Regions from separate parts of the Mus musculus genome. Here region 2 is linked to region 1. Evidence: chromatin loops called from intact Hi-C (ENCODE). Cell type or tissue: heart. All regions are shown on one strand. Links, peaks and the distances in the headings refer to the core of each region. The heading gives the core; the rest is flanking DNA. Region 1 overlaps Pbx1 (pre B cell leukemia homeobox 1). Region 2 overlaps Pbx1 (pre B cell leukemia homeobox 1).

Evidence for each region. Hi-C counts contacts between places; a loop is a spot of excess contacts. Peaks named below come from ENCODE experiments on the same cell type or tissue, not always from the same donor. Only the 100,000 strongest peaks of a DNase experiment are listed, where the experiment ranks them.
Region 2: a loop joins it to region 1, with 4 times the contacts of the local background. A loop is called at or near these places in 2 of 42 quality-filtered maps.

Annotation. Positions count from the first base shown.
Region 1 is chr1:168,297,668-168,300,480 of GRCm38, forward strand. All of the region lies in intron 2 of Pbx1 (pre B cell leukemia homeobox 1), which reads right to left. Among named protein-coding and RNA genes, the nearest start is that of Gm51671, 47 kb to the right of the region's middle. In heart, for the core only: no CTCF peak of the experiment used is centred there; a DNase peak (open chromatin) is centred at 1,714; H3K27ac peaks cover 588 bases.
Region 2 is chr1:168,365,714-168,368,526 of GRCm38, forward strand. All of the region lies in intron 2 of Pbx1 (pre B cell leukemia homeobox 1), which reads right to left. It overlaps Gm51671 (a long non-coding RNA gene), which reads left to right. Exons shown (of 2, transcript XR_003948152.1): 1 at 1-2,813. Among named protein-coding and RNA genes, the nearest start is that of Gm51671, 21 kb to the left of the region's middle. In heart, for the core only: no CTCF peak of the experiment used is centred there; no DNase peak of the experiment used is centred there; H3K27ac peaks cover 283 bases.

The DNA.
Region 1 (2,813 bases), core at 279-2,778:
TCAACCTTAACGGGCCTTAAATTCCAGCTGCAATTGGAAATGTAAGGTTCCATGATCATAAACTTCAGCTTTTCTCTATGTCTGTTCCATGCACTTTGTCTGTGTGGACCACATTTACTAAGTGTTTGCCATCCAATAGGTTCTTGACTAGATCTAAAGATTTCATGAGGGAAGCCAGAAAGAAGCATCAAGAAGCATCGTGGAAGATGATGGCAGAAAGCAGTGGGCTATCAGGGATCCACAGAGCATATGCCTACTTTCAAGTTATCAACAAATATTTTCAGAAAGATAGGCTGACAGATGCAATAGTGGCACAGACATGGCAGTAACCAAACACTTTCTCACTGGATTGAAGGCCCATTCCACAAGAGAAAACACATGCCCACAACTGCAAATCTAACCAAGAACTCACGCTAGGGAGTTCACAAGTCCCAGAAGCAAACCTATTAATACTTGATTAAATGAACATATCATCAGACAATCTTTTAAAGGTGTATCCCTACACTTTTGAACACGTGCCGCTCTCAGTCCTTATCAGAGAAATTTCTTTGTGCAATAGCCAGTAGAAACTCATACCTGATCAAAGTGCACAGAATAGATGTCAACTACAAATAAGATGTGGACATCACTTGGTTCGCAATACTCAGGAATTACTGCAGAAAGAGTGTAAGGGCCAGTCAAGTAGACAGGCCCGCGGGGTGTGTGTGTGTGTGTGTGTGTGTGTGTGTGTGTGTGTGTGTGTGTGTGACTGTGTCTTCTGGAAAGGACCAGGCTGCTGTACCTGTGAACTCCCAGCAACTACTGCTGCCTATCAAAAGAAGATCAAACTTGTAAACATTCTAGCCTGGAGAATGAGAGGTTCCTATATCCCTCCTCCCCAAATTGAGGAACCACTAGCAATTCGTGGCTTCTGGGAGGGCAAGTGTCAGCTTATTTGAAGGGTGTGGCCCCTGGTAGATCTACCAGGTTCCAGTGAACAAGCCCACACCTACATGTATGTGGGAAGCTCAAACTAGACTCAGTAAGTTATTAAGAAGGACAAATACATAAATAAACAGAATTGGAAAGACCACTCGGTGGGGCTCAGGGGTTAAGAGCGCTTCCTGTTCTTGCAGAAGACTGGGAATTACTTCCCCAAATCTATACGGCAGCTCAAACTCATCTATTCCTCCAGCTCCAAGGAATCTGATGCTCTACTCTGACGTCACAGACACCAGGCACACATGTGCTATGCAAATATCCGTGCACCAGGAACACTCATAAACATAAAATAAACACCTTTTAAATATAAATAGTAAGGACACGAGGCTGGAAGTAGATATGGAGGTCTAGGAAGCACCTGGGAGGCACAAATATAATCAAAATACATTTCATAAGATTTTGAAAGAATTAATAAGAGTATTATATTCTCTAAAAAATCCCTTGAACTTGAATATAAGAATATAAGTACACTCAAATATGGAACACCGAGGCCATCAAAAACCTCTACGTATCTGTTACATACAGCAGGGCAAAACTGAGGAGTTTTATTTTTGATCATTCATTGATTGTAGCTACTCTGGCTTTGAAGTGGTATCTCACCCTGTAGCCTGGCATGACCCAGAATGGAACTTGCTATTCGTAGCCTAGGCTGGCATAGAGCTGAGGTACTAATAATGGTGACTCCCGCACCTCACCTCCCGAGTGGAGAGAACAGAGCACACTCTGCTATGGGCACCTTTGACATCAGAGGACAACTGTCTTTGGAAGAAAGCAGCCAAACCGTAGGTTTAGAAAGCCTTGCTTCTGCGGCAACGCACACAAATAACAACATTTCTGCATCCCTCGTGGCTTGCCACACTTTGACCCATATGTTTACTCTTGCTGATAATTTTATCAAGTACTTTTATATTCGTGTCATTGATGAAGAAATTCACAACCAGACAGGATGAATATTGCTGCTCCAGTCCCCTGTTGACAGCCTTTTGACGTGCTCCATTCGTGGCACCCAGGCTGTCTGGGCCCCTGCATCATGTCATTGGCTACAGGTCTCCCCAACATGGTCACCTATGACACCAGTTATGGCAGGCAAAGTACTAAAGCAGGAATGGAGAGAAAACCACAGGGGGTCCTAGGCCCTAGCTCACCAGTGTGACCATCACACTCCCATCACTAGACATTTGCTCTATCAAGCGAATCACCAGGGATCCAGGCGACACTCCTGAGTGACCAGAACACTCATCTCAAGTCTGCCATGGAGAATTCAGCAGAGGCTGGAGCTCCCCTGACATGCCCACCCCACTTCTTCCTAAGCCAGCCATGCTGGCACACTCTCTCTCACACCGCCACAGGGATGCGAGGCCCCCTCAAGAGCTGCCAAGCTCTCTGATATACGGGCTGCTAATGCAGCATTATTAAGAACACGTTTGTCTCTACTCCTCTAAGCACGCGGCTTCCCTGCCTGAAGGAAAGCCCCATACACGTTCCCACAGAGGGACCCAGCAAAGTGCCCTGGAACCCACAAAGGGAAATCAGCATGCCAGGGGTTAAGCACACCCTCTAATAAGCATCTCTGTTCTGGCGTGTTGCGAAAGCCCATTACCTCCCGCCACATTACCTCATTCATTTCTTATATGCGGATGGTTTATTTTCCCATGAGCACCCTGGCTCTCAGTATTAAGTCCCCTCCTTCGCCTCTATTTCTCTATCCATCACATTTAACACTCTGACAGTAACAGTCTATAATGTTTCTATTCTACAAAACCGCTCTGTCAACTCCAGGCTTCCAGAGCAGCAACTGAGGAAAATAAATAACATCAACGCCAGCGACGACA
Region 2 (2,813 bases), core at 242-2,741, 68 kb after region 1:
CATTGGTATGACTCCTCCTGTTCAGCCAATCTAAAGCCTAAGTATAGATATATGTCTGCCTGGCTACTAGAGAGATATCTGTCCAGATACAAATGGTCATGGGAGTCCCCTTTCAGAAATCAGAATATGTGAATAGCATTGCTTCTCCATCACACTGACTTCCTACCTTTTACGTGTGTGTATGTATATATATACACACGTTTATGTGTGCATATATGTATGGGCCTATGTATGTGTGCATATGTATTTGGGGGCCAAATGTTAATGTCGGGTATCTTTTTTCAGTTGCTCTCCACTTTGGTTTTTGATCTATCACTGATCTATCACTGAACCTAAAGCTCACTGCCAGGCTAGACTGGCTACCCAGCAAGCCTGGATATCCTCCTGTCCCTACCTTGACCCCTCAGAACTGGGCTTACGGAGGCACACTGTCTCATCTGGATTTTACACAGTTGCTGGAGAACTGAAGTCAGGTCCTAATGCTTTATGGCCATCACTTTACCAACTGAAACATCTTCCCAGCCCTGGTTTCCTAGCTCTTAAAACTTCCATTAAGAGATACGTGATTTCTTTTCCCTGCCAATCTGCATTGTACGTGATGTCCAGGGTCTGTTCTCAAAGGTCACCATTTCTGATGCTTCAAGGTCAAGATGAATCCCAGCTCCTACCAAACTCAGTGAGACTTACGCAACTCCTGCTGACTGGAGCACACAAGGGTTGCAGATGACACAATGGTCAGGCCAAGTGATTGCCAGTCACACATCTGTACCAGAGCTCTCAGAAATCAATAGGGCTCTTATAATAATCGAAGTTCAACGGCCTTCATTTGTGAAGTGTTAAATGTGCCAAGGGACAGAGTTAAAGCTCAGGCTATGAAAAGGGACTGTAAGTTACACTTCCTTTAAAAAAATTAGCAAATGGTTCATTTTTCCTGAAGGGGGGGAAAAAGGCATTTTCAATTAGGTGAGTGGAAGGACGCATACGCTGAGTGCGTTCTGCTGGCGTTCTAAGTGCTTTTGAAACCCCTCCTGTCAAGGCGTTAGTAATGCAAGATTTAAGATGCCCAATTAATTTTTTCCAGCCACCAGCCAAAAGTAGATGCAGGAGGAGGTTAAAAGCTAAGTGTTTAATTAATATTAAATTTATAAGATTCTCTATCACTGAAAGCATTGTAAAATTGAAAAAGCAGTTAATTTTATGGTTGCTGTGTATTCTTCTGCTTTGATCTTTGATCTATGATATAAAATCACCAACTGTAAAGATTCCTCAGCTTTATCACACCTGTTTAATGGTGAGACGGAAGGAGGAGAGGGGGAACCCAAGACTTGGAGAGGAGTTGGACTCTGATACTAGTCACTACCATCGATTCCAAAAGCCGAGCAAGCCAGATGCAGAAACCAGCCCTTGTCTTGGTGCATATACCACGACCTTGCTTGTTCTTTATGCCCACGTTTCTAGTATTAAGAAGAACAAACTGTGGGAGGCCATCTTTTGCCTAATACAAAACCCTAAAGTGAAAGAGATTTCGGCTGGATGATGAAAGAATTTTCTAAATCTGAGGCTAGTCAAGGCCTGTAGTGTGGAACGTAGTAGAACTCATAGTTATTGAGATTTGAGTGTGCATCTGCCCTGAGCACCCTGCATGATGATCGTTCTTCTAAGAACTCCTGCATAGGTTCGACCATGTGAAGAAACCCCAGGTCTAAATCAAGACAGCTTGGGCCTGGGGAATAGGTCCTCTTCAACCAACCAATGGTACTGTCAAAAGCTAGCATTGGTGAGGAAGGAGTATCCAGGGAGAGAGGGAGGGAGTCTCAGTTAACACACAGGGAAACAGCTATCCAAATGTTTTTGTTCAGGGGACTCAGGATGTGAGTGGGTTGGGAGAGTGTTTGCCTAGCGTGTCCACAGCTCTAGATTGGATGGATGGCCCAGCACTGCATAAACTGAGCATGGTTGTGTATACCTGTAATTGTAGCACTTGGGAGGTAGGGGTAGGAAAACCAGAAGTTCAAGGTTATCTTTAACTATACAGCTAGTCTGGCTACCTGAATCAATACCCTGGTAGTCACAGTGGGTAAAGGCAGTAGAAAAGGTCCAGACTCCAGATGCTGTTTCCTGGAGACCTTCAGGAAAACACACACACACACACACACACACACACACACACACACACACGTTTCTAACAAAGGGCTGTCATCTATCATGAATCCTCAAAGTAGGAGGGTTGACACATCTGAAATACAGTCATCATTGACCCTGTAAAAGCATCGAGTACTTAGCTTTGTCTCCCTACCACACTCCGGAGTGGGGAGTGGCAGGGACAGGGACAACAGAGGTCTGGGGATAACAGGGCCTAGGGATAGTCAAGACTTTCTGCCTAAGAGAATGTTATGACCTATTCCTTAAAAGAGAACAACAAGAGTGAATTTCCAGCTCCAGGCCTCTCTCACTTACGTCTAAAACACAGAAACAAAGGCCTATTATGCAGAGTAGATTCCTAGAGAGGGAGGGGGGGGGGGAACCCATGTGAGGTGGGTTTATTTTTTTTATTTAATTCCATCAGGGATCTCATTATAATTTCATTATTAGCAGAAAAACCAAATAAGTGGCAAGAAAAAGAATCTCAACTTAATATTAACACACACACACACACACACACACACATACACACACACACAAAGATGAAAGGTCTGTTGAGCTTCAAAGTGACTGCTAATTTTCCTGGCTTCAAACAACTCAGTGAGGAAGACATTGATAATGAATGTGCTTTTTCCACGGGCTCTCTGATAAATCTTCCCCCTTCCAGTCTT